Linked DNA regions of Homo sapiens: region 2 is linked to region 1. A link is an interaction called in ENCODE POLR2A ChIA-PET data of the cell type or tissue named here. Cell type or tissue: K562. All regions are shown on one strand. Links, peaks and the distances in the headings refer to the core of each region. The heading gives the core; the rest is flanking DNA.

Region 1 (11,982 bases), core at 5,051-9,050:
GCTGTTGCTGTGAGGCTGGACACTTGCACCCATTTGCAGCAGCTGTGCGGTTTGTTTGCTTTGGGGTTCATCTCCTCATGCCCACCTTTACCCATCTTTCCAATCGAGGAACGAGATGGAATAAAACAGGAACTGAGACACGGTAATTTCCCTCCTTCAGCCTCTGCAAACAGAGGGGAGGCGCAGCAGGGCCGTCCCCTGCTCTGTTGGGGGCTGCCTGTAGGCTCTGTCCACACTTCTGATGTCTGCGGGCCAGGCACAAATGGCTTGGCTGGCCAGGTTAGCTTCCTCAGTTCATTCCTCCTTTTCCTCCCCGCTGGGGTGGCTTGTGGCCATGGAGATGGGCATTTCTTGGGTCACATTCCCTTTTCTCCTGCCTTTGGGTAACTTTTAGCCAGTTTTCCCTCAAGTCTATGGGTCCATATCTTTTTTGGGGGGACAGGATCTCACTCTGTCACCTAGACTGGAGTGCAGCAGTGCCATCTCAGCTCACTGCAGCCTGCACCTCCCAGGCTCAAGCGATCCTCCCACCTCAGCTTCCCAAGTAGTTGGGACTACAGGTAGGCGTCGCCATGCCCGGCTAATCTTTTAATTTCTTGTAGAGATGGGGTCTCTCTACATTGCCCAGGCTGGTCTCGAACTCCTGGGCTCAAGCCCTCCACCCGTCTCAGCCTCTCAAAGTTCTGGGATTACAAGCGTGAGCCTCCACACCCAGCCCATGGGTCCATTTCCGACTCTGCCCCACATTCAATCTCTGTCTATAAACTCTGGATTGATGTGATTATTCCCCATATTCCAGCTACACTCCTTATCAGTTAGTCCAGGCAGCTGGCCAGCTGCATCTGCTGCCCTCTGAGAAATGAAGCGGTTACTAGAACGCCACGCCACTTAGCAGGGTCGGGCTCGGGCCCCCAGGCAGCTCTCTCATCTCCAGCTGTGTGTGGGCGACGCTCAGCCACTTCTCCTGGGTCCTTACCCATTGCTCGCCCCTTTCTGTCAATAGGACTACTCCCTGCTACATACAGAATCTACCTTTGCTTTGTTTTGTTTTGTTTGTTGAGACGGAGTCTCGCTCTGTCGCCCAGGCTGGAGTGCAGTGGTGTGATCTCAGCTCACTGCAAGCTCCGCCTTCCAGGTTCACGCCATTCTCCTGCCTCAGCCTCCCGAGTAGCTGGGACTACAGGTGCCCGCCACTGTGCCCAGCTAATTTTTTGTATTTTTAGTAGAGACGGGGTTTCACCGTGTTAGCCAAGATGGTCTCGATCTCCTGACCTCATGATCCGCCTGCCTCGGCCTCCCAAAGTGCTGGGATTACAGGCGTGAGCCACCACACCCAGCCTAGAATCTACCTTTTCAAACCAGACCTATTTTCCATAGCCCTGTTAGGTCCACAAGGCTTGCTCCAGGCTCAGCTGGGAATGAGGTGTAAGGATCATTTGAGAGCAGGGCCAGGCAATGACCAATGTCACCCAGTGAGATCACTTCATCCTCTCCAGGCCCCCAGGACAGTGGTGTCAAATGGGGTACAAGTCTCCCTGGGTCCAGAAAGGCTTGCCAAGAAGTACTCTGCTCAGAAAAATTTGAGGATCAATTTCTAGATCCTCGCATTTGATGTGCACTTCTCTCAAAACTGGCTGGAGACAGTTCTCACAGCCTCATCCACCTGAATCGTACTCTGATGGCTCACCTCAGGTCGCACAAAGCCTGGGTGCTGCACAAAGGTGTGATTGTGATTGGAAATACTGGCTTCTAGCGAGACTTTTAATGCTGGATCGGCCTCCCCGGCTTCCCATCCTTCGCATCTTATGCATATTTCTATTAAGGATGAGGCTGGCCGGTGTTGGGTTATTTTGCATTTAGGATCAATTAGAGATGCCGATTATTTTAATTGTAACTGGAAAGTTTCCCAGGACTATAAAATATTCACAATATACTAGATAAGACCCATGGATAAAAATTTTAAGTGATATCTTTGAGATTCTGTGTACATTTTAAGGTAGGTAACCTTTTAACTCCAATTATATAACTACATTTTTTTTTTTTTTTTTGAGACGGAGTCTCGCTCTGTCACCCAGGCTGGAGTGTAGTGGCGCTATCTCGGCTCACTGCAAGCTCTGCCTCCCGGGTTCACGCCATTCTCCTGCCTCAGTCTCCCAAGTAGCTGGGACTACAGGCGCCCGCCACCACGCCCGGCTAATTTTTTGTATTTTTAGTAGAGACGGGGTTTCACCATGTTAGCCAGGATGGTCTCGATCTCCTGACCTCATGATCCACCCGCCTCAGCCTCCCAAGGTGCTGGGATTACAGGCGTGAGCCACCGCGCCCGGCCCAGAATCTGCATTTTAAAAAAATCCCCAGTTCTAAGTACAGGGGCATCTTAGAAAATAAGAAATTTAGGCCTGGCGTGGTGGCTCAAGCCTGTAATCTCAGCATTTGGGAGGCCGGGGTGGGCAGATTACCTGGGGTCAGGAGTTCAAGACCAGCCTGGTCAACATGGTGAAACCCCATCTGTACTAAAAACACAAAAAATTTGCTGGCCATCGTGGTGGGTACCTTTAATCCCAGCTACTCAGGAGGCTGAGGCAGGAGAATCGCTTGAACCTGGGAGGTGGAGGTTGCAGTGAGCCAAGATCATGTCACTGCACTCCAGCCTGGGCGACCAAGAGTGAAACTCCATCTCAAAAAAAAAAAAAAAAAAAAGAAAAGAAGAAATGTTTTAAAAATGTAAATCCCCATGGGATTTTACGCACACAAATTTTGAGAACTGCCAGTCCTTTGTGGCTTTGAGCTGTATTTCTAAGGACTCTCTAGGTCTCAGTTTCCCCGTGGGTAAATGAGGATTCTAATAATTACCCCAGGCTGTATATAAAGCACTTGGCCACAGTAGGGACCCAGGAAACAAGGGCTATTATTATTTAATGAACTCAGGGCTCTGTGCCAGCTGCCCAGATGGCCCCTGGCTGGCAGCTCACAGACACCCCCTACTTGCCAAGAAAGGCAAACAAAGCCCTCTCCTGTCATAGGCATGAGACGAGGGGACCTCTGGCTGCCCAGCCCCGGCAGGGTAGCCTCTGCAGCTCTGGGCTACCCCCCTCACCCTGCACCAAGATTGGGGCCACCACAGCCAGCTCTCTGCAGATACCAGACCTCAGCTGCAGCCTTCCACCCGACATCAGAGCGCATGGCCCCATCTCTGCCCTCAACCATCAATCACATTTCCTAGTATCATAGAAAGTGAAAACCCAAACAATTCCTTTGTAAGATTTTTCATAAAAGGATTCATTTAAAAAAAATAAAATTAGAAGAAACCTGAGTTTGTCAGAAATACAATAAAGGGGCACTTTTACAAAGACAGTAACTCAGGAGTTTAATTTTCAGGGCACTCTGTCTGAGAGCACCTCTTTGACAGAAACATTCACTAAGACAAACTAATGTTTAAAATTATCCTGTGCCCCGGTGTTAGCCCGAGACAAAGAGGCAGCCAGGTTCTTTTTCACCATCTTCTCAGAAATCATTAATCAAAAGCCATTCCTGAGTCTGGCAGACTCTGCACTTTTCCTGTACAAAGGCTGACATTTATTTTCTACCAACTTAACACTGATTGACAGAGCTGCGAAGAAACATATAGGTGTCTGTATTATATCTAACTGAGTCAAGAGTTTGAAAGCACCATCCACTGGACTCTGCCCCAGGCGCTCCACCCGGGCTCGGGAGGACTCTGCACAGGAATATCTGTCCAGCAAGTACCTTCAAGGTCTCCTGAAAGGTCGGGTCCACGGTGTTCCTTTGGACTCCAGTCTTGCGCTTTCCCTGGGAGGATCTGTCGGGCAACAGGTAGGTCTTCACATACCTAGGGGCCAAACACAGCGGGGACAGAGTGAGAACTCAGGGAAAGGGGTGGATAAAGAGTTTGGGGGCAGCAGAGAACCCACATGCCAGCGTTTTCTTTACCAGGCTTCCTGCTGGAATTTTTGGGTTGATAGAAAGGACTTAATAGCCTAATAGTGAGCAACGTTAGTGCTGGGTGGGCAGCTTCTGATCCATGCAGTCTATGGTCAAATGCTAGCCACATAACCCTCTGGAATATTCCTGGGGGTGTGAAGCTCGTCCTGCCTTCCTCAGGCCCTACTCCATTTGGCGAAGACCATGGAACTAGAGATTCTCTCGCCTGCCTGGATGTCAAGGCCATGAGCCGGATTCCCGTCCCTTCTGCCACCCACCACCTGCAAAAGAAAAAAAAGTGGAAGTAGAAAGCATATGCCTCGCACTGTGCTGTTTCCTTGCAGGGGCCTCAAAGACTCTGCTCCTCCCAACCGCTGAGAAGTGGGATTCTGCTGAGTCTAGAGGTCGCACGCAGCATGACAGATGTCTCCATCTGCACTCACCCAGCCCCTGAAATCCAGGCGGAGAGGAAGACATGTCCTGTCCTGTTCTAGGCTGACCCCTCCATACAGGCCCCTACGCTGCCCTTCATGGCTCCTCTGGCAGCCCCAGTGATGGCAATGACCCCCCAACCAGCAGCAGCCCAAGCCCCCTCTCCACAGGCTAGAAACAGGCTCTACTTTCCAAAGTAAAAAATCACAGTGAGCCTCCTCTATCTGTGCCCTTCTTTAGCCCCAGTCTTGGGTCTCTTCTTCCCCCTAGGTTAAGCTTTTTGTGAAAATACTCGAAATCGGCCAGGAGGCCAGGCGCAGAAGCTCACAACTATAATCCCAGCACTTTGGGAGGATGAAGTGGACGGATCACCTGAGGTCAGGAGTTCCAGACCAGCCTGGCCAGCATGGTGAAACCCTGTCTCTACTAAAAATACAAAAATTAGCCAGGCATGATGGCATGTACCTGTAATCCCAGCTACTCAGGAGGCTGAGGCAGGAGAATCGCTTGTACCTGGGAGATGGAGGTTGCAGTGAGCCGAGATCGCGCCACTGCACTCCAGCCTGGGCAATAAAGCGAAATTCCATCTCAAAAAAGAAAAACAAAACAACCCAAAAACTGGCCAGGCACCTGGCTCAGGGAGGATTCCATAAGCCAGGAATTTGAGACCAGCGTGGGCAATACACAGGGAGAACTCATCTCCACGAAAAATTTAAAAGTCAACTGGGTGTGGTGGTGTGCACCTGTAGTCCCAGCTACTCGACGCCCGAAGTTGGAGGATCACCTGAGCCCAGGAGGTCAAGGCTGAAGTGAGCCATGATAACATCACTGCATTCCAGCCTAGACGGCAAAGCAAGACTCTGTCTCAAAAAATCAAACCAAAACAAAAAATCCCTCAAAACTCCATCTCTAATTCTTCACAGTTCATTTACTCTTAAGTTACTGAGCATTACACATTCATGCAATCTCAAATATGTAAAACAGAATATATAAAATATACCTATACGGTTGGAAGCATTATAATAAAGTGCACACCCATGTACCCCTGCCCCCCAGCTTAGGAAACAGAACATAACCAGTGACTTCCCTATCACAGTCCTGCCCGTAACCAGGTAATAACCACGTTGGATTTTATATTTATCACCCCCTTGGTTTTCTTTATGGTTTCACCATTTTGATGTGTCTCCTTAAACAATGTACTGCTTAGTTTTCCCTGTTTTTGAACTTTTATATAAATGGGATCATTCTGTATACATTCTTCCATAATTTGCTTTTTTTCACTCAATATTATGTTTGGGATTCATCTATGTTGCTGTAACTGCCGCTCATTCATCTCTAATCCTACGTATCATTCCACTGAATGAATACACAAGTCATTTATCCTGTTGATGAACATTTGTCTTATGTCCTAGTTTTTCCCTCTGCTCATGGTGCACATGTGCAAGCACTTCTCTTGGCATATAACCAGGAGTGATAGGGTATATGCCCCTTCAACTCTTCTAGATGATGCCAAATTACCAATTCAATCTCTTTAACAGATATAGAGTTATTCAGGTTTTCTATTTCATTTCATGTCAGTTTTGGCAATTTGTGTCTCTTGAGAATGTGTCGATTTCAGCCAGGTGTGGTGGCTCATGCCTGTAATCCCAGCATTTTGGGAGGCCAAGGCGGAAGGATTGCATGAGCCCAGGAGTTTGAGACCAGCTTGGGCAACATAGTGGGACCTCATCACTACTGAAAATTTTTTTTAATTGGCTGGGCACGGTGGTGTGCACCTGTGATCCCAGCTACTTGGGAGGCTAAGGCAGTAGGACCAGTTGAGCTCAGGAGTTTGAGACCAGCCTGGGCAACATAGTGAGACCTCATTTCTTAAAAAAAAAAAAAAAAAAAAAAAAAGAGAGAAAGAAAAGAAGGTGTTCATTTCATCTAAGCTGTTAAATTTATTAGCACAAAGTTTTACATAATATCCCCTTATTATATATTTTTTTCTTTCTTTTTTTTTTTTTTTTTTTTCAGACAGAGTCTCACTTGGTTGCCCAGGCTGGAGTACAGTGGCACAATCTTAGCTCACAATCACAGCCCTCCTGGGCTGAGGTGATTCTCCCACCTCAGCCTCCCAAGTAGCTGGGACTACAGGTGTGTGCCACCACACCTGGCTAATTTTTATTTATTATTTAATGAGAGGGAGTCTCACTCTGTCACCCAGGCTGGAGTGCAGTGGCATGATCTTGGCTCACTGCAACCTCTGCCTCCTGGGTTCAAACAATTCTCCTGCCTCAGCCTCCTGTGTAGCTGGGATTACAGGCACATGCCACCATGCCTGGCTAATTTTCTCTGTATTTTTAGTAGAGACGGGGTTTCACCATGTTGGCAAGGCTGGTCTTGAACTCCTGACCCTCAGGTGATCCACCCTTCTCGGCTTCCCAAAGTGCTGGGCTTGCAGCCATGAGCCCCCAGCCTGACCCCCTTATTATACTTGAATGTCTGCAAGTGCTGTCATGTTGTCTCTTCTTTCATTCCTATACTGGTATTTGAGTATTCTCTATTTTTTTTTTTTTCAGGCGGAGTTTTGCTCTTGTTGCCCAGGCTGGAGTGCAATGGTGTGACCTCAGCTCACTGCAACGTCTACCTCCCTGGTTCAAGGGATTCTCCTGCCTCAGCCTCCCTAGTAGCTGGGATTACAGGTGCCTGCCACCATGCCCGGCTAATTTTTGTATTTTTAGTAAAGATGGGGTTTCACCATGTTGGCCAGGCTGGTCTCAAACTCCTGACCTCAGGTGATTCACCTGCCTTGGCCTCCCAGAGTGCTGGGATTATAGTTGTGAGCCACAGCACCCAGCCTTTTTCTAGCATTTTAAGGTGGAGGTTTAAATAATTCATTTTAAGTCTTTTTCTTTTAAATATAAGCACTGCTTTAACTGCATTCCTCAAATTTTGAAATTTAAAAGTCAGGAAATACTTTTGGGGCAAAGACTATTCCAGTTTTCCTGAGGTAGACGGTACAGGAAGAGTAATAATAAAAGCTAAGACTAGAACAATAGGAGAGATTCTGTTACGAAGGAACCACAAGTGCTATAGAAATGTGTACTTAATTTGTCTGGTACTAAAGAGCTACTAAAAATTTCAGAGCAGAAGAGAGTTTGATTAAATCAACAATTGATTTCTTTTCCCATCATCACTCTTTAGCTGGTAATTAAAACAGTATGCCAGAAGTTCCCCATGTAAGAAAAAAGAAAGGCAAAACTGAGGCCCCTGCCTTAAACTATATATAGAAAATCAATTCCGCTTGTAATGTGAACAGATCTAAGTGTGGGGAAAAAAAAAAAAAAACGATAAGAAGAAACCAGAGAACGTATTTAAACCCTTGGGTGCCACAGGAATTCTTCTACAGACACAAAAAGCAGAGAGTTTAAAGGAAAAGCTTGATACATTTGATATTAAACTTTCTACAAGAAAAGTCATAATAAACAAGTTAGAAAACAAGTTACAGCTAGGATGGATAAAATACGTACAATACATATAACTAATAAATAATTTTTAAACCTATTTAAATTAGGTTTAACAAAAAGCCTCTGGTAAATAAATAAAACAATAAACAATCCAATAGAAAAATGGGAGGCCAGGTGCAGTGGCTCATGGCTGTAATCCCAGAGCTTTGGGAGGCTGAGGTGTGAGGATGGCTTGAGCCCAGGAGTTTGAGACCAGCCTTGGCAACAGAACAAAACCCTGTCTCTACAAAAATAAGTTAAAAAATCTAGCTGGAAAAAAAAAGTTACAAATTTAGCCTCCTACATAGCTGAGACTACAAGCATGTGCCTCCCAACTACTCAGGAGGCTGAGGCAGGGAGATGGCTTGAGCCTGCAGTGAACTGTGATCGTGCCATTGCACTCCACTCCTGTAGTCCCAGCTACTCAGGAGGCTGAAGTGAGAGGATTCCTTGAGCCTACTAGGACTTTGAGGCTGCAGTGAGCTATAGTGGCACCACTGCACTCCAAGCTGGGTGACAAAGCAAGAAAGACCCTGTCTCTTAAAAAAAAATTAATTTTAATTAATTAAATTTTTAAAAAGAAAAATGGGCAAAAGATATGAATAGAAAACTCACAAAAGAATAAGCCTGGCCAGGCACAGTGGTTCATGCCTGTAATCCCAGCACTCTGGGAGGCCAAGGCGGGTGGATCACTTTAGGTCAGGAGTTCAAGACCAGCCTGGCCAACACGGGGAAACCCCGTCTCTACTAAAGATACAAAAATTAGCCAGGTGTGGTGGCGGGCACCTGTAATCCCAGCTACTCAGGAGGCTGAGGCAGGAGAATTGCTTGAACCCAGGAGGCAGAGGTTGCAGTGAGCTGACATCGTGCCAATACACTCCAGCCTGGGCAACAGAGCAAGACTCCGTCTCAAAAAAACAAAATAAAATAAACCTAAGTGGCAAATGCATATATAAAAAGTGGCTCAAAAGGCTGGGCTCACACCTGTAATCTCAGCATTTTGGGAGGCTGAGGTGGGAGAACTGCTTGAGTCTGAGAGTTCAAGATCAGGTTGAGCAACATAGTGAGACCCTGTCTCTATTTTTTTTTTTTTAAAACAAGTTGCTCATCTTTGTTAGTAATAAGGGAAATGCACATTAAAATAATAGTGCTGGCCGGGTGTGGTGGCTCATGCCTGTAATCCCAGCACTTTGGGAGGCCAAGGTGGGTGGATCACGAGGTCAGGAATTCGAGACCAGCCTGGCCAATATGGTGAAACCCCGTCTCTACTAAAAATACAAAAATTAGCTGGGCGTGGTGGTGCACGCCTGTAGTCCCAGATGCTCAGGAGACTGAGGCAGGAGAATCACTTGAACCCGGGAGGCGGAGGTTGCAGTGAGCCGAGATTGCGCCACCGCACTCCAGTCTGGGTGACAGAGCAAGACTCCACCTCAAAATAATAATAATAATAATAATATTATTATTATTATTATTATAATGGTGCTACACCTTTTCATGTCTGTCAGTGAGAATAACATTTTAAATCTCTTTATGGATTGTGTGAATCAAGATTTTAATTTTGTATTTCCTGCGTGGAAAGCCAAATTTTTCAACATCATTTATTGAAGTCCACTTTTCCCCACTGATCTGTAATAGCTCCACAACTGAATGTTTATGTCCACCTCGCTCACCAATTCATAGTTGAAGCCTGACCTACAATGTGATGGTATTAGGAGGTAGGGTCTCTGGGAAGTGATTAGGTCATGAGGGTGCAGCCCTCATGAACAAGATTAGTGCCCTCATAAAAGAGGCCCGAAGAGAGCTGCCTTGTCCCTTCTACCATGGGAGGACACAAGAAAACAGTCATCTAAGAACCAGAAAGGGGGCCCTCACTAGATACCAAATCTACCAGCACCTTGAGCTTCGACTTCCCAGCCTCCAGAACTGTGAGATATGTATTTGTCTTGTTTATAAGCCACCTGGTCTATGGTATTCTGTCACAGCAGCCGAAATGGACTAAGACACTCCTTGATCATGTAAGTTTTCATATACGCTAAGGTCTGTATCTGGACTTTTGATTCTACTTTCCTGACTTGTTCTGTCCTTGTATCAATAACACATTGTTTGCATTGCTACAGCTTTATAATAATACTTGAAGTAAGCCTTTTCATTTTGTTTTTTTTTTTAATAATTGTCTTGGTTATTCTTAGACTTTTACTTTTTCATATACATTTTGGAATCAATATGTCTCATGTTAAACTTAAAAAAAACAACTTACGGATTGCACTTTTTCTTCTTTTCTTCTCCATAGGCAAGGTTCTTACAGGCCTTGATGCATATTTCTAAAGAATGGGTTTTGAAGCAATAATGAATGGCAAATTCTATTTCTCCAGTGACATTAGCATTGTCAAAATTGCCCATCTCTGTACAGGTGCTGTCAATGCTAATTAAACTTCCCTGAAATCAAGAATAACAGATATAATAAGTTACTTCAGTTAATTCACTTTTTTGATGTTCTGGTTTCAAGACAGCACATAAATAAAAACTCATACAGCATGTATCCTGACTCACATCAAGTTAATAATGCACCAGCTTGTACTTTGCCAAAATAAGTTGCCACATGTTCTATCTCAAGGAGACAGAGAATCCTCAGAAGGCCCTCTCTTGCCTAGATACAGTTTTTGCCTAGCAATAAATGTTACACGATCTCATTCTTTAACACAAATTGCTTGGGGCGAAATGGACTAGCTCCTATGCAATTCTGCAAGATCACTCCCAGGAGGCCAAGATAATATCCATGGCAGGACAGCTATGCGGAAAGCGGCACAGTCTGGGGCTAAGTGGCTGCGACTGGGAATCAGATAGACCTGGACTCAAATGCTAGTGCTGCCACTCATTAGCTGTGGCAAAGTCTAACTGGAAAAAACCATACTGATCTCACAGGGCTATGGTGAGGAATAAATAGAATAAAGCAAGTAAAGTGTGCACCCAATGGTAACAGTAAATTGTATCTGAATTTTTCTGGTTACCTAAAATGAAAAATAAAACTATCATCACAGTCTAGGGTACTCCAAGCTTATACGATGTAGATAAGGAGAGGCTAATGAATGTTATTAATTAGCACAAAATTCCTGGGCCTAAAAGATACAATCAGCTACCTTATCACTATTAAACGTGCTTAAATACTTTGCATGCAACCAATCTCTGTGCTGCCTTTTTATAGGAAGACAAGCCTAACTGATTTCTACTTCGAATTCCCAACTAGCTCCTCCACACTATAAAACATCTTGAAAAGAAACTAAGAAACAAGCATGGGAGTGCCGGGTGCAGTGGCTCACGCCTGTAATCCCAGCACTTCGGGAGGCCGAGGCAGGCAGATCACAAGGTCAGGAGATCGAGACCATCCTGGCTAACAAGGTGAAACCCCATCTCTACTAAAAATACAAAAAAAGAAAAAAAAAATTAGCCAGGCATGGTGGCGTCCCAGCTATAGTCCCAGCTACTCCGGAGGCTGAGGCAGGAGAATGGCGTGAACCCAGGAGGCGGAGCTTGCAGTGAGTGGAAAGTGCCCCACTGCACTCCAGTCTGGGCGACTGAGCAAGACTCCGTCTCAAAAAAAAAAAAAAAAAAAAGAAAGAAAAAGAAAAAAAAAACAAGCCTGGGGGCAGAAAGTCAGAACCACAAGGGAAAGATAAAATAGAAAAAAAAAACAGCAACTGAGACCAGGCGTGGTGGCTCACCCTTGTAATCCCAGCACTTTGGGAGGCCAAGGAGGGTGGATCACTGGAGGTCAGGAGTTCGAGACCAGCCTGGCCAACATGGTGAAACCCCGTCTCTACTAAAATACAAAAATTAGCCAGGCAAGTGGCGCGTACCTGTAATCCCAGCTACTTGGGAGGCTGAGGCATAAGAATTGCTTTAACCTGGGAGGCAGAGGTTGCAGTGAACTGAGATTGTACCACTGCACTCCAGCCTGGGCGACAGAGTGAGGCCCCATCTCAAAACAAACAAACAAACAATAAACAATACCAACAAGTCATCAGACAGGCTGGAACCTGAACTGATGAATGCTAAGAACAAAACAAGCTTCACCACATCCAGTCACTGGCTCTGAAAAATCTCACCTGTCAACACCATTCCA
Region 2 (11,982 bases), core at 2,744-6,743, 87 kb before region 1:
GTAGTGTCTCTTTTTCCATGTGGCATGGCCAGCCTCAAATCAATTAAACTCTTTCTTTACTGCAATGCCATGGTCTCAATGGATTAATTTTGTGCAGCAGACAGGAAGAACCTGTCAGGTAATTGCAAAACCAGGAGCAACACATTCAAAGTTAATCTCAAGTGAGATCAACCATTTTCAAACTTTGGTGTTGCTCAATGATTCATTAGAGTTATCAGAGCTCAATACAAATTTGTTAATCTGGAAAGATTTAAGACATTTATTTCCTACTCTTTTATACCTTCTAGTAGCTAGTATGTATGTATGGAGGAGGGTAGGGGATTCAGACAAGTTCAGGCCAATAAAAGGGAACAAAAATTACTGGGTGAAAAAACTCACCCTGGCCAGGCACAGTGGCTCACACCTGTAATCCCAGCACTTTGGGAGGCCTAGGTGGGAGGATCACTTGAGCCTAGGAGTTCGAGACCAGCCTGGGCAACATGGTGAAACCCCATCTCTACCAAAAATACAAAATTAGCTGGGCATGGTGGTGGGCACCTGTAGTCCTGGCTACTCAGGAGGCTGAGGCAGCAGAATTGCTTGAACCCGGGAGGCAGAGGTTGCAGTGAGCTAAGATCACGCTTTGCACTCCAGCCTGGGCAACAAGGGCAAAACTCCATCTCAAAAAAAAAAAAAAGAAACTTGCTTTTCTACCTCAGATCACCAGCCTGCCATAGTTTATTCCCTTCTCTTTATCTGGGCTCTCATCTCTCCCACAACAGAAGAAAGACTTTAGGTCCTTATTGCCCTCAAAGAATGTGAGCTATTTATTCTCTGACCTCATCACACTTTGTGCCTCTCTCCGGTTATCTATGTGCATCTTATCCATCACCCTCACTGGCTTTGCTGGAAAGTTTAAATTTAATAATAAAACTTATTTTTTTGAGACGGAGTCTTGCTCTGTCACCAGGCTGGAGTGCAGTCGTGCGATCTCAGCTCACTGCAACCTCTGCCTCCTGGGTTCAAGCAATTCCCCTGCCTCCCGGGTTCAAGCAATTCCCCTGCCTCAGCCTCCTGAGTAGCTGGGATTACAGGCTTGCGCCACCATGCCCAGCTAATTTTTTGTATTTTAGTAGAGATGGGTTTTCACCATGTAGGCCAGGATGGTCTCGATCTCCTGACCTTGTGATCCGCCCACCTCGGCCTCCCAAAGTGCTGGGATTACAGGCATGAGCCACTACGCTCGGCCAAACTACTCATGTTTTGCAGTGTGTCTGTGTTGATCTGCTATAATGATGTCTGTCTCTCAAACGTGTGATTTCTGGATAAAATTCCTTCACTATCTTCTTTTCTAAAAACCTGCATCCACTTAGGTATGTCACCTTAAAACAGTTTACCTATAAACCTCAAGGAAATGATGATTAGTGTCTACTATGGAAGGATTTGTCTTGTTTAAAGTCTAATGAGGGCATATGCTGGGTCAGAGTTTGCTCTTAAGAAGAGGAAACTCGCCGGGCGCAGTGGTTCATGCCTGTAATCCCAGTACTCTGGGAGGCTGAGGTGGGCCCATCATTTGAGGTCAGGAGTTCGAGACCAGCCTGACCAACATGGTGAAACCCTGTCTCTACTTAAAAAAAAAAAAAAATTAGTTGGGAGTGGTGGCACAGGTCTATAGCTCCAGCTACCTGGGAGTCTAAGGCAAGAGAATCGCTTGAACCCAGGAGACAGAGGTTGCAGTGAGTCAAGATCGTGCCACTGCACTCCAGCCTGGGTGACAGAGTGAAACTCTGTCTCAAATAAATAAATAAATAAATAAATAAATAAATAAATAAATAAAATGTATTATAAAAAAAGAAGAAGAAATTCTTCAATATAATACATAGGGTCAGAAAAATGAAAAAGAAAAATAAAGAAGCAACTAAAGAAGAAGAGGAAATCCCTCGAAATAGAAGCATATATTTTTGGATGTTCATAAAATATGCAGAGGATAAAGGAGGCCAAGTTTGATCCCATTGCAGATGAATACTGAAGCTTAGACATATTCCTTTCTTTCTAATAGTAATTAAAAGGTTTAGTTTTGTTTTTTACTTCTTGTTGTCTAAATGAAAATCGAAACAAAGCAAAGCTGTGACAGTACTTTGTAAATGTGGATGTGCTTTGGAAACCTATCTTCAAGGGTTGGCAACAATGAGACATAAATATTAACAGCTGGCACTTGTATCATGTTCTTCTTTGATAGGGCAGATTTTATCGGCCCCACTTTGAGAGAAAGCTGCGGTCACTGAGGTCACCCAGCTCATCAAAGGTAGAGTTCTGTTTCAGACCCAGGTCTCTGATTCCAAATGCTTGGCTGCGTCTGCCACCCATCCTCTTTCCACAGAAGAATCTGGTTCTCCACAGAAACCAGGAAGGCCTGCAGAGCCGGAGGGCATGCTGTGGTTGCCGTCTTTCATCCCAGCCTGAAACAGATCCTTTTGGAAGGACTCTTGGCTCTTCTGGCCTCTGTCTTCCAAGCCCTTACACACAGACACACACATACATACACGCACACACCCACACACAGCCTTAGAGAACAGAGCCGGGTGTGGAGTCTCTGCCTGCTCCACCGTCACATTTCCACAGAGACAGCCAGGATTCTGTGGTGTGGGAGTGGGAACCGGGATCTCCCTGCCACCCAGGCAAGAATGGGCAGCGCCACGTAGTCACCTCAGCAATTCTCATGATGCAGGGGACGGATGGGGCCTCCAGGGCTTGTTGGCCACCCCTTCCCCCTCCCTCTGGAAAAGCTCCTCAGCTCCAGTGTTCTGCTAGCTGGCTAGTTTTGTACATACCTATTAGAGGAAATGGTGACTAACGTTTATTTATTGAGCACCTGCTATGTTCAACACACAATATTAATTATTGTTTTATTTAATAATTAATTGATTAATGTTATTATTGTTTTAATACATTTATTAATTTATTGTATTATTGTTATAATTAAAATTTCCTGGGCACTCGCCAGGTGCATGAATTGACTCTAATGAGTAGCACAGTGACTCTGGGTGTTGTGGTTATTTTACAGATGGGAAAGGACAGATTGCTTGGGAATTTTGCTCCAGTTTATACAAAGGGTGAGTGGCAAACCCAGGTCTCATTCCAAAACCACTGAACGGTAGACAAGGGACTTAGTGCTGTGAAGGATGGAGACCTGTCATGAAGGATGCGGACCTGTGTATAGCTAACTCTAATAGCAGGTGTTACGGGCTGAATTGTGTCCCCCAAAAAGATATGTTGAGGTCCTAACCCCCGGTACCTCCTAATGTGACCTTATTTGGAAATAGGGTCATTGCAAATGTAATTAGTTTGGGGTCACATTGGAGTAGGGCGGGCTCTTAATCCAATAGGACTGGTGCTCCCATAAGGACAGAAGAGACACAGAGGGAAGATGAGGCTGTGACCACAGAGGCAGGGATGACAGTGATGCTGCCACAAGCCAAGCAATGCCTGGGGCCACCAGAAGCTGGAGGAGGCAAGGAAGCATCCTTCCCTGTGGGTTTCAGAGGGAGACTTCCAGCCTCCAGAGCTGAGAGACAATACATTTCTGTTGTTTTCAGCCACCAAGTTTGCGGTCCCTTGTGACAGCAGCCCTAGGAACCTGGCACAGCTGGCAAGGGAGCAGTGAGCAAGTGAGCAGAACTTGAGGTCAGGGGAGTGGCTAAAACAGAATGGGAAGGTCTGGTCTGCTGCCTTTGCACTGGGTCTTAAAGGATAAGTAGGGTTGAGGAAGTAAAGAGGTGGGCTGCAGGAAAGTACAAGTCCAGGAGCAGCAGCAGGGGTGACTGCGATCAGCCTGGGAGAGGGCAGAAGGCCACATGACCACAGTGTAGGAAAGAAGAGGGTGGTGGGTACACCGGCGGTGGGGATCGGATCCCGGAGGGCTGTGGATCCTCCACACAGGACTCTGGGGTGCAGCCGTCAGCTGTGTGCTCCCCGGCACCTCCTGTGCCCCTGCTCAATGAGTCAGGCCCCCTGGGACCCAAGCTGTCTCCCCTGGGCTCCAGACCCATCTTTCCTGAAGCAAGCATCCCCTTGCTGTGTTAGCCACGATGTGTTACCCTTTTCTGCCTCAATTTTTTTTTTTTTTTTTTTTGAGATGGGTCTTGCTCTATTGCCAGGCTGGAGTGCAATGGCACGATCTCGACTCACTGCAACCTCCACCTCCTGTGTTCAAGTGATTCTCCTGCCTCAGCCTCCCGAGTAGCAGGGATTACAGGCATGCGCCACCATGCCCGGCTAATTTTGTATTTTTAGTAGAGACGGAGTTTCTCCATGTTGGTCAGGCTGGTGTCCAATTCCTGACTTCAGGTGACCTGCCCGCCTCAGCCTCCCAAAGTGCTGGGATTACAGGCATAAGCCACTATGCCTGGCCTGCCTCAATTTTTATAAGGCATCACCGGCCTTATAAAAGCAGGTGTAGCAGCCTGGTCCTATGGCAGAAGGACCCTCCTCTCCTTTTTCACCTTTCACAGGGTCTGGAGTTCTTTCCCTGACTGGGAGGGGCTGGGCCCTAGGATCTTCCCTGAGTCTGGTTAGCTTCTCCCTGCCCTGCATCCTCCTGCCCTGAGGGACCTCTTCGATGCCCCGCCCCTCCCTGCCCCCCTGCTGCTGAGCCTCCCAGACCCCAGCCTGCCCTGGCCATGCCCTCTGCACACTGTGCTTGGCCTTCCCAGCTTCACGGATGGGCGTGGTTCCAGGTCCTAGCTTCTCCCTGACTGCCCAGTCTGCCCAGCCTTCCTTGGCTCCAGCAGGCCCTGTCCTGAGCTATGTCGTTGAAGGTTTGGGAGCAGGAGCGTGCCGTAATCCAAACCACAGCTCTGATTGCTCAGTCAATGCTGAACTAAAAAATAAGCCATGTTGAAGCGTTGTCTGGCACAAATGATGTGCTTAATGACGATCCGTTGGTCGAATGAATGGATAAAGGGGCAAACGTGCAGATTGTTGTAATTGTCCAGGGCGGAGGAACTGAGTTTCTCAATATAGGCTTATCTCATTTCAGACCCAGCCAGCAGCAGGACGAGGCGGAGTGGGGCCCGGGAGGTGGGGCTCTGTGACGCAGGAGAGGAGTGAGGGCTGTGACAATCAGCCGTATAGGGGCAGCCCTGGCTCCACCGCCTCTGGCCACACACCTTGGCTAAGCCACTTAACTTCTGAGCCCCCGCTTCCTCCTTCGTGGGGAGGAGATATTAGTATCCACCCCTCAGAGCAACCTGAGCCAGTAAATGTGGAAAAGGCGATTTTTACAGTTTGTGGTGATCTGCATCCAAGAGATTGGTCAATAGGTGGTAGGACCCCCACATGCTCGACTCTTAATTCCTTGGAGAAGGAATCAGAAGAGCAAACACCACCCAGGTTCTCAAGGATCTGGGTCATCTGGGGAAGGAAGTTACCTGGCAAGCACCCAGGTGAGGGAGAGAACAAAGCTCCAATAATCAGGACCCTCCAGTGTGCTTAATTAGTAAGAATAAATAATGCATGGCTGAGAAAACAGACTAGTTACATGACTGACCAGATCCAGGGAGCAAGCTGAGAACAAAAAGTCGAAGCACAAAGCCAAAGTCGGGCCACCCTGACACGTGTCCACTGCTACAGCCCAAGGCTGTTGGGTCCAGGTCAGCCCTTGGGGCTAGCACAGGGTTCAGATGGACTGAGTTGGCTCTAGCTGGCGGGAGAGGGCTCTGGAGGCTGGGAAGGAGAAAATGGATATAAAAGTGGAACTGTCAGGGATTAGAACAGAGGATGTGGTGGGAGAGGGAGGAAAGGAGTTGAGAACAATGCAGAAGTTAGGAACCAGTGAATGCCAAGCAAGTACTTGAGAGCCTTCAGGGGCGATCTGACCGTGTGTCCTGCCTGGCAGAGGCCTTGGAGTGGAAACAAGGGTTCTTGTATGACTCCCTGAGTGGCTGGGGATGTCCAGATGGCAAGGCTATGCTGCCCGGTTACTCACACGACAGGCAAGCTGGGCCATCGTCCTGGGTGTGTGCCTAGCTCCTTTAGCAACAAATGAGCCCTTCTCAAATGATAGAGCATTCACTTTTTCAGAGATTTATGTTTTAAATGATCACAGTAATTTTTAAAATAGAGATGGGGGTCTCATTATGTTGCCCAGGCTGGCCTCGAACTCCTGGGCTCAGGCGATCCTCCTGCCTCAGACTCCCAAAGTGCTGAGATTACAGGTGTGAGCCACTGTACCTAGCCAAAACGCTCACAATAATTATAACTGAGTAGAAATGAAACATCAGTCTGAATTATATAACAAAAACGTATTTTTAAAGAATGCTGGCTGGGTGTGGTGGCTTACGCCTGTAATCCCAGCACTTTGGGAGGCTGAGGTGGGTGGATCGCTTGAGGTTAGGAGTTCGAGACCAGCCTGGCCAACACGGTGAAACCCCGTCTCTAATAAAAAAATACAAAAATTAGCTGGGCGTGGTGGCGTACACCTGTAATCTCAGCTACTCAGGAGGCTGAGGCAGGAGAATCACTTAACCCTTGGAAGCAGAGGTTGCAGTGAGTGGATATCATGCCACTGCACTCCAGCCTGGGCGACAAAGCGAGACTCCATCTCAAAAAAATAAATAAAATAAAGAATGCTTCACATTTAACAATCAAACAATAAGCATGATATGAAGAGACAAAAGTTAAGGTGAAATATTTAGTGGAGCAGCTCCTGCAGAGATCTTCCTGAGATTCATTTGCTTACAGTGGAATTTCATGAAGATCCACGGTGAAAAAAGAGGAACAATGAGGAGAAAATGTGCCCCATCAGAGGTTAATATCTACTGCTGCAAAGACATAGCCCACAGATGCAAGAATGCATAGACCAATGGAACAGAACAGAGAACCAGCAGATAGACCCAGGGACACATGGGAATATAATATACCATAAAGGTGACATCACAAATCAATGGGAAAAGGATGGATCGTGGCTGGCGGTGGTGGCTCACACCTGTAATCCCAGCACTTTGGGAGGCTGGGGTGGGAGGATCACTTGAGGCTGGGAGCCTGGTCAACATGGTGAGACCCTGTCTCTACTAAAAATACAAAAATTAGCTGAGTGTGGTGGTGCACGCCTATAATCCCAGCTACTTGGGAGGCTGAGGCAGGAGAATCGCTTGAACCTGGGAGGTGGAGTTGCAGTGAGCCGAGATTGCACCACTGCACTTCAGCCTGGGCCACAGAGCGAGACTCCATTTCAAAATAAATAAATAAATAATAAAAGGGTGGATCATGAAGTAAATGGAGCTGGGAAAACTGGCTATCTGTATGGAGAAAAATAAAATTTAACTGCACAGAAGGGTGGACTCTATTTCCAGAGAAAGTCCCAAATGTGGATGGTAAACTAAAATGCTAAGAAAGGAAAATGAAGGAGAATATATTTCTGAAAAGGGGGAGAGAAAATACTTCTAAAAATGAATGTTAAAAACACAAAGCTGGCTGGGCATGGTGGCTCATGCCTGTAATCCCAGCACTTTGGGAGGCCAAGGCAGGCGGAGATCACCTGAGGTCATGAGTTCGAGACCAGCCTGACCAACACGTAGAAACCCCCATCTCTACTAAAAATACAAAAATTAGCCATGCATGGTGGAGTGCGCCTGTAGTCCCAGCTACTCGGGAGGCTGAAGCAGGAGAATGGCTTGAACCTGAGAGGCGGAGGTTGCAGTGAGCAGAGATCGCACCACTGTACTCCAGCCTGGGTGACACAGTGAGGCTCCATCTCAAAATAAATAAATAAATAAATAAATAAATAAATAAATAAATAAATTGAAAGCATGTGTACGTTAAATAATATATACTTTATGGAAAATACATATAAACAGACATGTTAAACACATTAGGATGATGGGGAAAAGAAAATGAGAATAACAAGAAGTAATTAAAACATAAAGAGCTGGATTCAATTCGAATAGGTAGGATCGCTATCAGAAGTCTCTGGGGATAAACGTTCAGTTGAGTCAGTCAGCGCCACATCTTGGTTGGTTCTGTTTTGCTGAGAGCTCAGTGCTTTGGAGAGTTACAAAGGAAAAAGTCCAGGCTCATTCAATCAACCAAACTGATGGAATAAAAATGTTTATTAAGCTCTCTGGGTGTCAGATACAGGGATAGACACCAGGCAATGTAAGCAGATGTCTTCAAGGAGCCATAACCAAGTTCCTGCCTTAAATTAAAACACTTTTACTAATGACAAAGTCTCTTTGATGTAACTAACCATAAACATAAACATTTGGACCCAGTAAATCTGGCTTCCAATGTTTTGAGAGCTGGTATGGTTAGAGAGAATAAAGTCCAATTCATTATTTAGGGGAAGCTTGATTCCCGAGCCTAAGTTAAGAGGGGGAAAGATACAGTTGCTGAAGATGGGTATTCATTCTTTTCAGCTCCAGCGGAGCAGCCTGGGAGCCAGCAGAGGTGCTGGTTGCAATGTGAAAGGGCCAGTGAATGAGACAAGGGAGATGAAACCTGCAAGTTTTACTGCTGATAAAGCCACCGTTGGAGGGCATGGCCTCGATCTACAGGCAAATGGACTGCCTAAAACTGCATGATGGAATTAGACAAATATGCCCCCTGGCAGAGACAGCTCTAGGCCACCATGGGCCATCCACAGGGGACCAGGCCCCACAACATGCATGGCTGGAAGAGATAGAGCAGTGGGCGGGTCAGCTCCCAAGAGGAAGAGTGAGCCAAAGGGCTGGGCTCTGTATGCCCAGGTTCTCCTTCCAAATTCACCCACAGACAAGTGAGTCCTTCTCTGAGGCTCCAGGAGAGGCCCGACAGTCACCCTCACGAGCCCCCTCAGAGGGGAGGAAATCGTGTGTCCTCTACATGGAAGCCAGGTCTCCCCCTTCTCAGTTGCAAGTTCTAGGATCCGATGGCCAGACCTTGGGATAAAGGGAAGAGAAGGGAGGAAGAGCCACCAAGAATCGATGCCATCAGAGTTCTGAGCTTCGGGAGATTCACAAAACCCAGTTTGTCAACATTCCTATGGGCGTCATCCCTGCCCACCCGCCAGTTAGCACCTGCCCCACCTAGGAACCAGGGGATGACTATCCAGGTCAGCTCCACTTGGAGATGAGATGCAAAGTAGCTTTTCCATTGTGCGGAGCTGCTTTTACTTTTTCTTTCTTAAAAACAATTTCGAAATGAAAGCAAGTCTTAGGAAATCCATGCCAATAGTCCCAGCTTTGCTGTAGGTAGATCCAGGAGGAGAAGCGTGTTGTGGAATGGCCGTGCCTTTGAAAGTAAGCTGCCTGGAAGGGCAGGGACCCTGCACTCAATGCCCATCTGCTGTGGTGGTCATTCCACCAACCCTGAACAGCTCTCACAGCCACAACAATGGGGCAGATGGGATGTGGAGCCGTCAGAGGTGCTCACTGGTGAGAGGGCTGTGGACGCTGCCAGTCTAGAAGCAAAACACAACCCTGCTGGCAAGGAAGTGTGCAGAAACATGGAAGCCACTCTTTCTTATTGGCAGAGTAAGGGGTTGGGGTGTACAGCTCAGAACCCCACCAGGGCGGTCAGCATAGATGGGGCCTGCCAGGGAGGAAGAGCTGAGGCTAGCCATTTAGGGTGTTGTGTCCACCACGAAAGGGGGTCACTCCCTCCTCGAATGTCCCTTAAGTCTAAGGCCTACAGTTACCAACATGACAACTCCCCAAACTGAAAATGCGACCACGAGAGCTGCCTTTGCGTGTGCACAGAATGAGAGGCTGCGTGGATGGGCCTGTGTGTCTTCTACCACACCTAGACTCAGGGAGGACAGTCCCTGCCAGCACTGTCACCAGGGAAAGTCAAGCATGCCAGGAGTGACAGTGTTTTGAAGCCTAGTGGGACATTAGAAGTTGCCTGGTTAAGGCCGGGCATGGTGGCTCACGCCTGTAGTCCAGCACTTTGGGAGGCCAAGGCGGACAGATCACCTGAGGTCACGAGAACAGCCTGGGCAATATGGTGAAACCCCATTTCTACTAAAAATACAAAAATTAGCTGGGCGTGGCGGCACGCGCCTGTAGTCCGAGCTACTGGGGAGGCTGAGACAGGAGAATCACTTGAACCCGAGAGGCAGAGGTTGCAGTGAGCTGAGACCACATCACCGCACTCCAGCCTGGGCGACAGAGTGAGACTCTGTCTCAAAAAAAAAAAAGTTACCTGGTTGAACCCACGTATAGGACAGACACTAAGTGGATCTGCAGAGCAGAAGGCAGGGAGGAACACACATCTGGCCTGCACACGTCTCATCTGGCTTGCAGAGGATCTTGGAAAAAAACTGTAACTCATTTGCCAATATTTAAGAACTGGGAATTGGGCACGGTGGCGGCTCATGCCTGTAATTCCAGCACTTTGGAGGCCAAGGCAGGAGGATTGCTTGAGTTCAGGAGTTCAAGACTAACTTGGGCAATATTGTGAGGCCTCATCTCCACAAAAAATTTAAAAATTAGCTGGGCATGGTGGCATACACCTCTAGTTCCAGCTACTTAGGAGGTTCAGGTGGGAGGATCACTTCAGCTTGGACGTTCAAGGTTGCAGTGAGCCAAGAATGCACCACTGCATTCCAGCCTGAGTAACAGAGTGACACACTATCTCAAAGAGAAAAAAGAATTGGGAAATGTCACATAAAAATCAGGATTTCAGGGTTTTCTTGAAAATGAGACAGGTAGCAGGACAGGGCTCATGTTCTAGCATAGCAACAGCCATGCGCAGAAGCTGAGAGCTGGCCAGCCTACCTCCCAGCTAGCACGTCCCTCAGATGGCCGCTGTGCCAACACTCAGGGTCAATGGCAGAACTAGGACCAGACCCAGACCTTACAGTCAGTTGCCCTTGGACTCCACGTCCCAGTCTCTGTATTCCCCAGTCACATTCTCAGGGTGACCTGAGGACCCAGTCTGAGTAGGTGGCTGGGAACGGCAGATTGACAAAGTGACAATGCTGATTTCATGGAAATTCATGGGAAGTCTGGGAAAACCCAAACAGCCAAAGGCCAAGTTTTAGTTAAGCGTAAACTTCAAGATTTATCTGTCTTGCTCTCCCTTATAGCTCACTGATTGGTGAATGAAGTATGTGGCCCATGTTTCAGCCTAGGGTGAAGCACTGCCCAGGACATTACAAGATGACTTCCTTCTGGAACGAGTCCTTTTGATATTCAGTAAGATTCCACAGGGTCAGGTAACATTCGTTACCTGCTACAGAAATTTGTTTTCCCTGGTTATCAGAAGGCTTAAATTTTTTTTTTTTTTTTTTGAGACAGAGTCTCGCCCTGTCGCCCAGGCTAGAGTGCAGTGGCTCGATCTCTGCTCACTGCAACCTCCACCTTCTGGGTTCAAGCGATTCTCCTGCCTCAGCCTCCCGAGTAGCTGGGACTACAGGCGTGTGCCACCATGCCTGGCTAATTTTTGTATTTTTAGTAGAGACAGGGTTTCACCATGTTGACCAGGCTGGTCTTGAACTCCTGACCTTGTGATCCACCTGCCTCGGCCTCCCAAAGTGCTGGGATTACAGGTGTGAGCCACTGCGCCCCAGCTAAATTTTTTTTTAATTAAAGAAAATATTTCAAGTGCCAATTATCTAGTTTACATGTCAAATCTCTGGGATCCGGACATCTAAATGCTTAGTGAGACATTGTCTTCACTACAGAAAACACACGGGGCTCAGTTTTCAATTCAGTTCGATCAATATTTACTGAGCCCCTATGATGTGCAAGGCTCTATGCTAGGTACTTGAGATACCAAGACCAGTAGTCACTGGTCTCACCTTTGAGGAACTCACAGTTTGAGCAGAGGACAATCCAAATGACTGATAACCACCTGTGTCGTGCCGGGCATTTCAGCACATACTGCTTTATTAAGGTAGCCTTTCATAAGAAAAAAAAGAAGGAAGCGGAAAGAAATAAAAAATCAGGATGATTTAAAAATAATTCGTTTATATTCTGCAATTAAACACCTAATTAATAACATCTAATTTATTTAGGAAATTGT

The links. ChIA-PET counts read pairs that join two places held together with the same protein. Peaks named below come from ENCODE experiments on the same cell type or tissue, not always from the same donor. Only the 100,000 strongest peaks of a DNase experiment are listed, where the experiment ranks them.
Region 2: POLR2A ChIA-PET joins it to region 1 with 9 read pairs; 8 of 35 experiments call an interaction of 5 or more read pairs at or near these places.

What each region holds. Positions count from the first base shown.
Region 1 is chr6:158,743,796-158,755,777 of GRCh38, reverse strand. It overlaps SYTL3 (synaptotagmin like 3), which reads right to left. Exons shown (of 18, transcript NM_001242394.2): 12 at 10,120-10,298; 13 at 3,748-3,850. Among named protein-coding and RNA genes, the nearest start is that of MIR3918, 15 kb to the left of the region's middle. RefSeq lists an enhancer at 1-467. In K562, for the core only: no CTCF peak of the experiment used is centred there; no DNase peak of the experiment used is centred there; H3K27me3 peaks cover 366 bases.
Region 2 is chr6:158,828,807-158,840,788 of GRCh38, reverse strand. No RefSeq gene overlaps it. Among named protein-coding and RNA genes, the nearest start is that of EZR, 15 kb to the right of the region's middle. RefSeq lists enhancers at 4,143-4,833, 4,834-5,524. In K562, for the core only: no CTCF peak of the experiment used is centred there; a DNase peak (open chromatin) is centred at 5,048; H3K4me3 peaks cover 406 bases.